Linked DNA regions of Mus musculus: region 1 is linked to region 2. A link is a contact called in ENCODE Hi-C data. All regions are on one chromosome and are shown on one strand. Each heading gives the region's core, a stretch centred on a gene start or an enhancer-like site at or near the end of the contact. The rest is flanking DNA. Distances are from core to core; before and after follow the strand shown. Region 1 overlaps Flvcr2 (feline leukemia virus subgroup C cellular receptor 2). Region 2 has its middle 17 kb from the start of Fos.

Evidence for each region. Hi-C counts contacts between places; a loop is a spot of excess contacts on that map.
Region 1: a map of v-Abl transformed pro-B cells shows a loop between it and region 2 (4-fold over the local background). The contact joins two enhancer-like sites. A Hi-C loop is called at or near these places in 7 of 37 maps with a recorded cell type or tissue (CH12F3, left cerebral cortex, regulatory T cell and 1 more).

Annotation. Positions count from the first base shown.
Region 1 is chr12:85,810,198-85,816,044 of GRCm38, forward strand. It overlaps Flvcr2 (feline leukemia virus subgroup C cellular receptor 2), which reads left to right. Exons shown (of 10, transcript NM_145447.2): 10 at 1,845-3,388. The coding sequence ends at 1,922. Erg28 (ergosterol biosynthesis 28) reads right to left here. Exons shown (of 5, transcript NM_021446.3): 5 at 5,250-5,847. Among named protein-coding and RNA genes, the nearest start is that of Erg28, 12 kb to the right of the region's middle. Within about 2 kb of position 3,539, at least 1 of the 3 ENCODE cell types and tissues checked has a DNase peak (open chromatin) inside an H3K27ac peak, as active enhancers do.
Region 2 is chr12:85,488,624-85,493,952 of GRCm38, forward strand. No RefSeq gene overlaps it. Among named protein-coding and RNA genes, the nearest start is that of Fos, 17 kb to the left of the region's middle. Within about 2 kb of position 3,633, at least 1 of the 3 ENCODE cell types and tissues checked has a DNase peak (open chromatin) inside an H3K27ac peak, as active enhancers do.

The sequences.
Region 1 (5,847 bases), core at 2,289-4,788, 320 kb after region 2:
TTATATACTAATACTATATTGCCTGAGTTTAATAGTTTAATTCCCAGCAACTCGCCATGTCCATCTTGTTTAGTTTTTCAGTTGTAAAACTTCAGTCTTGTTGGAGCCAGATCCTTATACATCTATTCCACTTGTTTTTTTTTTTTTTTTTTTTTTTCTCGTTTTTTTTGAGACAGGGCTTCTCTGTGTAGCCCTGGCTGTCCTGGAACTCACTCTGTAGACCAGGCTGGCCTCGAACTCAGAAATTCACCTGCCTCTGCCTCCCAAGTGCTGGGATTAAAGGCATGCGCCACCACACCCAGCTTCTATTCCACTTGTTAATCACGTGGAGTTGTTGGCTCAATCACATTGAGTATAGGATATTAGAGGCAGCACTAAATGGGACTAGGTGCATTAAGTCCTGTAATAGGACTCACCTGTTTGTACCCTAGTATTTTTGGGCCTGTAGGTACTTGGAATTAAGGGCAGGTCAGAATCAAGCGGAGGCTGACAGGAAGGAGGCTACATTGGTCAGGGCATCCTTTCTCTGGAGCCCTGATCATTATCTGCCCCGTGGCACTCAGTGTGACTTAGAGACTTGGAGATAAACATGTTGTCAGAGCCCGGCAAGGACAGGACATACATTAGTTCTGGTTGCAGTTGCCCATTCTATACATCAGTGAGATGCTGTTTAGGTAAAGAGAGAACTTAAGGACAGGGCCAATGACCTTGGGTTTCCAGCACTTAGACAGTAGGGCTGCATCTTTCCTAAACTATTTCTGATGGTGATTTTGAGGTGGTGGCTTTGGAGGAGGCAGACATTGTGTGTGTCAAATGCAGAGTGACCAAGTCAGCTCTGAGTTGTCTGAATGGGGGTTAGTAATGGCTGAGGCAGATCTGGTGCCAAGAGGCTTGAGAGGTTGAGAATGAGAAAGGCTACAGCTGTGGCCCTTGCCATGGATGGGACCCAAGCATTCCTAGGGACAAAAGCACTGTTTTTCCAGCTGGCATTGCCTCTGGCTTGGCCCTGCACACCCTTCTCTGGGCCTTGTGTAGCACTGGCTTTGTAGTAATGTCTGTTCAAGGCACTTTTGGCAATTAGAAGACAAATGCCCAAGCTGGCAATATATACCAGGGACCTCACAGAATTTCAGGCCATGCTTAATCCCAAACCCACTTAACTAAGTGTAAGGCAGGAGACCTCCTATAAACTTCATGCCATCCTTCCCCAAAGAAGCCATGTCCAAACTGGTCCCCTCCAGAAGTTCCTGCAGTGGTTTTCTCTGAATACGCATAGCCACAGAGTGCAGATAAACAGTTAGGTAGTCTTTTTTTGTTTTTGTTGTTTTTTGTTTTTTCGAGACAGGGTTTCTCTGTGTAGCCCTGGCTGTCTTGGAACTCACTTTGTAGACCAGGCTGGCCTTGAACTCAGAAATCCGCCTGCCTCTGCCTCCCAAGTGCTGGGATTAAAGGCATGTGCCACCACACCCGAAGGTAGGGAGCCTTAAATTGCTTTAATGGCATCATGACAAATCTTCATCCTGGGGGTTGCCTCCCAGTGGGCTAGTTGGAGATTCTGAAGGAGGTGCTGATCTGGAACCAGGGACAGTTTAGATGGTGACATGGAGAGGTGGGTTTGGGGCTAGGGAATAGAAGGCTGGCTTTGTTCCCTCTGAATGGTGACGGTGATGGTGTCTGGGGGACACACTCAGGCTGGGCTGCTTCTTTCCTCATGCCTATGGGGACACCGGGCAGCCTCCTGAGCTTGGACTTACCACTGATTGGTCGCGGACAGGTAGCTGCTTCAGTCAGCCTGGAGGAGGTCTGTATGTTTCAATTATAGGGCTGTTTTCTTTGCCTTCTAGAAAGTCCAGGAGGAGGAAGAGGAGGAGGAGGGGAGCAATACCAGCAAGGTACCCGTCGTGTCGGAGGCTCATCTCTGAGAGAGGTGGCAGATACTCAGGAACACAAACACTCACCTCTTGGTTCCAGTTAGCTGTTACTGCCAGTACTGAGATTCTCATGGGGAAACTTTTCGAAGCAGCTGGAAGATGTGTGCCTCGCACGGCAGTGCCTGAGCCTACTGGACCCTACCCGAGAACCTGCATGGTTTACTCGGGGAAAACCTCACCTCTCTTCAGATGCAGACTGGATTCTGGTCCCCACTCCCTTTTAGGTCTTGGGCTAGTGCTGGGAGAGGCCGTGGAGGTGTTGAAGTCCGTCCTTGCTTGGTCTCTTGCCTTCTCTCATCCCTTTCTTCTCTCGTGGAGAATGCTTGCAAAATTATCCTAAGAAAGCTTATTCAGGATATTAACTTTTTCTAATGTCTTAAGAGCACTTCTTACTGCAAATGGGCGAACTGCTCTGCCTGAGGGTCACGAGAGGAAGCACCCCAACAGGCCTCCATCATCCCAAGGCAGCTCAATCCGGACTCTTGGCTTTGCCCCCCCCCCCCCCAAACTGCAGTGTTTCTTCAGATCGTCTTTCCTAGAGTCAAGGAGACTAAACACCAATAAACCAGATAAAACCTTTGTGGCCACAAAGGAGAAAGCGATTAGAGAAGGCTCTCTGCCTAGGTGCGACAGTGCAGGGAGGGGGCTGCCGGGAGTGTGTGTGGGGCTGAGTTGGGATGGGAAGGTGTTTTCCTACAAAGGTGGTGCTCGCCCATGGCCTTCTGTGTCCCAAAGCACTCAGAATATCTTCATTGGATATTGCACTGTGAAATGCAGCCATCAGGGGCTCGTGGCTCTAACCTTTATTAAAAGTTAGTCTCACTCACTCTACTCTGACACATAAGGCTATCTCCTCAGGAGGAGAGAGGTAGAAGGTGGCTCTTAAAATAGACATGTCTGCTCCAGTTAAACATGAGGCCATGCATGTTGAGGACTATTTGAACAACCAAACCCCCTCCCTGTCCCTGCTGGCGAGAATCTTTGTCAGTTATTTTACATTTAAAAGGATTATTTTTAAACCAATCTCAGTTGACCTTTTTACCCACCCAGTCTGCTGGTTATACTCATGGGCTTTCATAGTGTCTTCCCCAAAGAGAAACTGGCAGCTAATTGTTCCTATGCCTTGAGCAACTCTGGTCATGGACTGTTGGGTTGTCTGGCCTTAGCATACCAGATTACCCCGTTTGCCTGCAGTACTGGGGTATCGGGCCAGATATGTGTGTGTTTGTGCAGTGGATGGGAGGGAAGCAGCCGCCTGGTGGAGGGAGTGTTAGGGATGGAAGAGATGCCTTACTTTCTGTCAAGAGAAAGGTGTTTTTTCTTTAATTGTTCAAAGTGGACGTGTTTACTCAATTCATTTCTTTATTAATTCATTTCTTTATTTAAAAAAAACAACATAATTTGTATTTCCTGTGTGCAATACCAGATATTTTAAGGCAATAAAGATTTTCAAAGTGGTCTGCCTCATCATTTAGTGAGGCAGTGGCAGTTTTGGGAGGTCCCTACCAGGTTATCTCCCTTTCCTGAGAAGACTGTCTGGGAGATGACTGCAGGTAATGGCAGAGCAGCTGTGTCCTTTGTTGACAAGGGTGTAACATCCTGTGGGAATTTTAAAGAGACTTTAAAGGTTCCTGACCGCCTACATAGAAGCTCTAACTCAGTGGCCACCCTGTGACCCTGACTTCCCCCTTCCTGTGTACAGGCTGGAATGGGCTCCTCCCTAAGGGAAGGCCCAGTGTTGTCTTTGGCTCTGCCTCAAAGGGCACTGAAGTGTTTTGTTTGACCACCCACACCAGCTTGCCCTGGCCGGTGTCTGCAGCTTGGTTCTGGCAGTGGCAGCTTGGTACTCCCTCCTGGTCTTCCCCACTCTGATCGACTTAATGTCTGTAAGCCAGGTTCACAGCTGTCACTTTTTCTGCATCTTTCTTACCTTGAGATGTGCCCCATGCCTGTGACATTTTGGCACTCTATTTCTTAGCAATTTTTATCTGGAGAGACCACGACTCTACTAGTCAGTTAGAGGGGAGGTACTGAGCCCTGTTCCTAAGGAGTCTGCTATTCATAGTATGTGCTCAGTGCACCTTATCCCTTCTGGGCTCGCATGTCAAGGCATTTGTAAGCTGTGTGCTCAGGGAGCCATCATCTTACACACTCGCTCAGCCCTGTCAAAGGTGGTCTCCAGAGGAACCCACTTCTTAAAACAGCGAGAGGATAAAGGTAACTCTTCCCATTGGGCTGCCTTTCTGGTGCTGTGGGGATCTGAGGTCTGGAACTACATTCTCTTTTGGTACTTACAAGTGAAGCCAGCCTGAATCACAAGCCAGAGTTGGGCAAAGCTGGAAGGACTGCACTGAATGAGAGCCGGAGACCCGACCGAAGCACCACCAAACCCCGGGAAGCCCACTTTTTTTTTTTTTTTTTGCTACAACAGCCACGGCATTTTTACTGTCTAAAGTCATTTAAGGTAAAATTCCCCCTTAAAGCGCTGATGCTCTCTATGTACTTAACTAAGACATCAGCCATCTCCTTACCTTTGTGAGCTACTTCCTCCTCTGACCTCCAGCCTTTCACAGGTACAGCCTTCTCCCTCTTGTAGCTTCACGGTGCTCAGTCCTTCAACAGCTGCTGCTCTTTTTGCTCAAAATGCCTCAATGGCATTTAATGCTTCAAACAACCTTCTGGACATTGAATCTCAAGACACCCACCTTCTGGGCATTTAAGTCTCAGCTGAGGACCCCCCCCCCCCCCAAGCTCAGGAAGATCTTTCTGATCTATTTAATTATCATCTACCTAGCTCTACCTCTTGATTCAAACACCTAACTTTCTTATGGAATTCTGTTTGAGATTCACGTGGAGGCATTAGCCTTGCCCTCACACCCTGGCTTTTTGAGACTGGCCCCAAACTCACAGAGATCCACCTGCCTCTGCCTCCCAAGTTGCTGGGATTAAAGATCTGCACCACCATGCCTGGTCTGACCTTGCTTTACACGCTCGTGCAGCTGTCTGACTTAGGCTGCTTTGGTCTACTTGCTATAGCTGTTCTCAAGAATCTGATTTTTGGGGAAGAAAACGGGAAAGGGCCATAACTGTTGAGCTGCCGATGGGAGTCCTGACGGTGAGGAAGAAGAGATTAGGCATCAAGAACACAAGTTATCAAGCTGACAATGAGGAACTGGAGGCAGCCTTGCTTTCCCAGTCTTGAACTGTCCTACTGACAACAGTGGGTGGGAAGGTAAAGCAGGCTATGATGTTCCTGTGAGGGGTAAAGAGTTTGGAGGGTAAAAGGGTTATTAGGAAAGGCCAAAGTACACAGACGGATCAGAATAGAAGGTTTCCCTATTTATTATAAAATGCATTACACAAATACAATTGACCAAAAGGTCTAAAAACAGCCCAGACTCTTCCAACCTTCATCCACCTGTAGATAAAAGAGGAGCCTGGTCCTGCTCATGAGGGCAGTCCTTCTCAGAAGAACTGCCTGTCCCCTGGGCCCAGCAATAGAAAGGAGCCCAGTCTATGTGCTCAGGACCTTGAAGCAGCCCTTGCCCGCGGCTGCTCTGGGCAGGCAGCAGCTGCGGCTTCACAGTTATGTTCCCACCACAACAGATCAAGGAATGCAGAGAAAAGCAAAAGACTGGAAAAGGAGCTAGAGGGGTTATAGCTAGGGGAGGACACATTAGGGGGCTTCTCAGAATTCCTTGACTTTGAAGGACTAACAAGAGTATTTTCTTTAAATGACTCCTAAATTATACATACATGTTAAGTAATTTTTCTTATGAATACCTTAAAAAATTTAAAAACATAAAAAAACCCCAAAAACCAAAATTTAAGATCAAAAAACAAAAAACCCTCTCGAAAGCTTAAGATGCTGAACCTAGATGAAGGAGTTAAGGATGCAGCCAAACAGAAATGGTTT
Region 2 (5,329 bases), core at 2,383-4,882:
AGTAGTTATTAACTTTATTTCTTTTTTTTTCTTTTTCCCCTCTTCTCTTTCTCCCTCTTGCTTCCCCCCATCTATTTTTTTTAAAAAAGGTTTATCTATTTATATTGTGTATATGGGTTTTATCTGCATGTTTGTCTACACTCCAGAAGAGGAAAATGGATCCCATACAGGTATAGATAGTTGTGAGTTGGGAATCAAACCCTTGACCTCTGGAAGAGCAGCCAGTGCTCTTAACCACTGAGCCATCTCTCCAGGCCCTTCCTGGTCCATCTTTATGAATGGGATGGAATTCAGGCCACTGTCCTCTATGGGGCTATTTGACCAGCCCCCTTCCTTTTCTTTCATCCATTTGTTCATTCATTAATTCAATGAACCTTTATTTTTAGAGACTGAGTCTGTGTATGTAGTGCACACTGGCTTTCAATTCATGATCCTCCTGTGTCAGTCTCTTGAGTGTTGAGAGCATGGGTACATACCATCACGTGGGGCTGGGAATAGGGATATGAACTACTTCTCAGAGTGTATATGCTGGCTTCTTCACTGTTTCCTTGGGGGTGGTGGTCAAATATTGTCTTTTGTGTTTATAGACTCCCTCCACCCCCATAGGGCCCTCCATAGGACTGGGGACCAAAAAGGTCCTCCAATAAGTCACTCCTTACTGACTGGTCATTTCTACAGACACACTGTGGACCTTCGCATAGATAAGCCTTCTAGAACTCTTAGTTCTTGGTGGTGGTGGTGGTGGTGGTGGGGTGTAGAGGGTGATCTAATCAAAGGTGGCTTTGCACAATGCATAGTTTCACAAGAGAAACACCACCCAGAGTGAGAGGAGGAAGCTGGAAGCTTGCAGTAGCCTCAGAAGAACGAGGAGGAGGGTGCCAACCAGGAAAGGAGGAAGCACAAAACAGGGGTCCTCTGCAGCTGGGGGTTGGAGAGACAGCACAGGCTTTAGAGCTAGCTTCAAGTCCAGACTCCTTTGCTGTGAGGCCTTGGCTGGCTTACTCTGCTGTCCCAGTTTTCTTCTACATAAATACCTGCCCAACTCACGGCTGTGCCAGGGTGCAAGCTGAGCTGTCGTTTATAAACGCACTAGACACTACAGGGCACTAGGTGATATGAATGAAGGTCCCAGCTTCTGGCTTTCCTTCAGCACCACCCTTTCTGGGTTCCCTCAAGGTCTAGGTTATCTCCGGTCTGTCCATAGTTGTTGACCTTCAGCAGGTCTCTCCAAGTCCTAGACTCATCGGTTTCTCCTGTGTGAGGTAGGCCTAATTATATCTGCCTCCAAAGACTCAGGAGCATAAAGTCAGGCATTATCATTAGGAATGAGGGGGAAGCCCTGTAAAGATGAACAGGGTTCCAAAAATCCTACAAGTTTTAAGGAAGACAGGACTCATGGACTCAGAATGAGACAGGCTCAGCAGCTTTTGGGGGGTGGGAAGAAGTGAGGGAAGACTGGGCTGGGCCATGAGCATTTGTCATTTCTCAAGTAACCAGAAATGATGGGGCCTCACGAGGTGTGAGCCTCTTCGCTCTAGGAACTATTCAGCTGCAGGGCTAAACTGAGGGTGTGGACCTAGTGAGGCTGGGTGCCAAGACCCATAGGTTCTTCTACCCTCCTTCCATGGAGGGAGGGGGGCTTCGGCATCTAAGGGTGTGTGCTGGGTGGGCCTTGGCAGCCTTATTGTTGTTGCCTGTGTGTGGGAATGGCCCAGGGACATCTTGGCCCAGGAGGGGGACTCTTGGGCCTAGTAAGCTAGGAACCTGCCCGCACAGCTCCCCAGAGCTGCCATTCCAAGCCTTCACTGAGGGCACCCAGGGATTGATTGCCAGCTATTATAAGAGAGGTGGGGGAAGGAGAGTTGTGGGAGCCACATTCAGCTCAATTCCCTTCAGCTACATGCACGGAAAAGTACTAACTGGGCTATGCAAATGACTGGGTCTTTCTGTCAGTTCTTTCTGAAGAAGGAAGCCGGTTGCAAAACCATATAGTGCTAGAGTGTTGCAATTACAATGAATCGGGAATCATAAAATGGACCCCCCCCACTCTTGACAGCTCTTGCCCCCTGTAACACACTGGGGTGTCTGGTAAACCCGAAAAAGGCCAGGGGTCTCCCGTTAAGCAAGCTATTCTTTGGGGATCCCAGACACAGTTTGAGGCTAAGCAAACTCGTCTTTGGAGCTGCTGTTTGGGGAGCACAGAGGAACCTGGAAATCTCCTTCCAATTTCTAGTGACAGCTACAGGGTGGACGCTGGATGGCTTCAGCAAGCCCCAAAGCAGCTTTGTGGGAAGGAGACAAGCAAGCAAGCAAGCCCCACAAAATCAAAACGAACAAACCAACACAGCCAGCTTTCAAGGCCGTGAGGGTGCAGATACTGGTTGTGCACTGGAGGGGAAATGCTGGTCTTTTTCTTCTCTTCACTGGTCTGTTCTTCATGGCTGGTTTTTTGGTTGTTTCTGGTGAGCACGCAATGCTTAGAAGATATTTTAAAATGTTATCAAGCAGAGCAGATTTTTTTTTTTAAGATAGAGGACAGCATAATTTGCCTTGCCCTTTCTTTCCAAAAAAAAAAAAAAAAAAAAAAAACCACACCCTTTGAAAATTCAGATAGTGAATATATACAGAAAGTTAAAAATGATTGTAATTCTTTGTCAACAGTTTTCACTCTAACTTTCCAATGACTACTTGAGTGTTTTGTTTTGTTTTTTGAAATTGGGTTTCTCTGTTGTAGCCTTGGCTGTCCTAGAGCTCAGTCTGTAGACCAGGCTGGTCTGGAACTCAGATATCTCCCTGCCTCTGCCTCCTGAGTGCTGGGATTAATGGTGTGTACCACCTCAGCCCAGAGTGATGTGTCTGCCTGCCTTTCTCTCTCTCTCTCTCTCTCTCTCTCTCTCTCTCTCTCTCTCTCTCTCTCTCTCTCTCTCCCTCTGTCCCTCCCTCCCTCCCTCCCTCCCTCCCTCTTTCTTTCTTTCTTTCTTTCTTTCTTTCTTTCTTTCTTTCTTTCTTTCTTTTTTTCTTTCTTTCTTTCTTTTTGGCTTTAGCTTGGCTTTTTCTTCTAGTGATGGGGGGCTTGAACCGAACTCTGTACACAAGCAGGTCTGTTGGCACAGACACATGTCTGAAATCCCAGAACTGGAGAGGTGGAGGCAGGAAGAGGATCACAAGTTCAAGGCTCCTTCAAACTACAAGATAAGTTTGAAACTAGCCTGAGTTAGGTAAGAAAAAACAAAAGAAACAAAAACCCATCACCCCCCCCCCCCCAAACCACCAAAACATCGAGGCCTCAATGCAGAATTCTGCATCTGACCCCAAGATGGGACACAGGCAAAACCGAGGCGCACTGAAGTGTTGTTTAACATCGTCTTCAGGTGCTAAGCATGGTGTGTGTGTGTGTGTGTGTGTGTGTGTGTGTTTTGGGGCTGAGGGTGGGATCTGTTTTTGTTCACTGTTGGTGTGTTGCAGGCTCCCAGTGGGCGTTTAAGGAAGGAGAACAAACCAGTTCATTTGAGACCTGTAAAATGCCCCCTACCCTTCTGCGGAAACGCTTCGATTCTAACTTGACGGATGACTGACTGACTAAGGAGCTGATTGGAGCAGGGAGCTGTGGGCTCTACTTAACCAGTTCCAGGTCTTTCTCCCGCTGCTTACGCTGCGGTGCTGTGATTTCCACCTTAATATTGAGTCGCTGCGCCCCCTTCTGGTAATTTTGGGATATGACAAGGACAAAATTCTTGTGGGCTGGGGGTTGGGGGGAGGGTGGGAGTGTGTGTGTGTGTGGGGGCTCTTTTGCTAAAGGCTGAGGAGCAAGCACATTCACTGTGAGGAACTCACTCACCCTGTTGAGGACCTCTGACTTCAGGAGAGGAATTGCTGGAACAGAAGGATCCTGGGGCTGGACGCTACCCTCAGCTACGGAGCCTTTTTTTTCCAGCAGGCTCTGCTGTTTTGCGCTGCGTACTCCCTTTTAAGGTTGGAAAATTTTCAAGTCAGGAATGCGTTATGACTTCCTCGTTTCTGTAGTTGTCCCCTTCACACCCCCCCCCCCCCAATTAAAAAGTCATGGTAAGCCACACAAATAGTATTCACCATCTTATTTCTATTGTTGATGGACACTCCGGGTTGCTTCTTTTTTTTTTTTCCCCCTTTGTGAATGTTGTTGATATTTAACCCGGGTGCAGATAGATACGTTGCCAGGTGATCTGCCTCAGATCGTTTGAGTATATGTTCAGAAGTAGAATCTCTAAGCTGGGCAGTGGTGGTGCATGCCTTTAATCCCAGCACTCGGGAGGCAGAGGCAGGCGGATTTCTGAGTTCCAGGCCAGCCTGGTCTACAAAGTAAATTCCAGGACAGCCAGCCAGGGCTACACAGAGAAACCCTGTCTCGAAAAACAAAACAAAAAAGTAAAAAGTAGAATTTCTGCATCACATATTGTTTTTATGTTTTTCTGAGGAATGGCCACACAGCTTTCCAGAGCTGCTGCAGGGTCCCCTCTTTAGGGCCTCAGTAAACTTGTCAAGAACATTTTGATGGGTTAAGGTGGCCTTGGTGCCTAGTGGTGACCTTGAGCTCTTTTTCATGAGCTTTCATTGGAGACTTCTCCATTCAGTTCTTTGCACTTTTTTTCATTGTTTATTAGTGTTTTGGGGGTGTTTTTCCTTTCTTTTGTTTTGCTTTTGTGGGGCTGAACATTAAAACTCAGAGTCTTGCACAAGCTCGGCAAGTGTAATTGTTGAATTACACCCCTAGCCTTCTTTGCTTCTCTCCACCCCCTAATTTTTGAACTGGATTTATGGGTTTTGGCTCTCTCTCTCTCTCTCTCTCTCTCTCTCTCTCTCTCTCTCTCTCTCTCCCCGCCCCCTCCTTTCCCTGGGTTTTGAGACAAGGTTTCTCTGTGTAGCCTAGGCTATCATGGAACTCACTCTGTAGAGCAGGCTGCCCTTGGATTCAGAGATTCTCTTGCTTCTGCCTCCCAAGTGCTGGAATCGAGTGTGTGTGTCGGGCTGCGCATCTGCTTTGTCTCTGGGGTGCTGGAGCGCTGCGGGCTCTGTTCAGGGGAGGCTTCACCGGATGAGAAAGAGACAGCTGGGTCAGGGTTGTGGTTCCTGGCGTCCTGTGTCTCCTCTGGGGACAGAGGAGAGTTGGAAATGAGGGTCTGAGGGTTTGCGCTTTCCCTGCCCGATGGGCAGGAAGGGGATGGCTGAGCCTGGAGCCTGGGATTAGGGCTGAATTCTGGTTGGTTCTGAGTGATTGCGGAGAGTACAGAAGGGCTAGGAGAGAGAAGGCCTTCTCTGGGAGATTTAGGTGTAGCTATTTGTGATGAAGGCC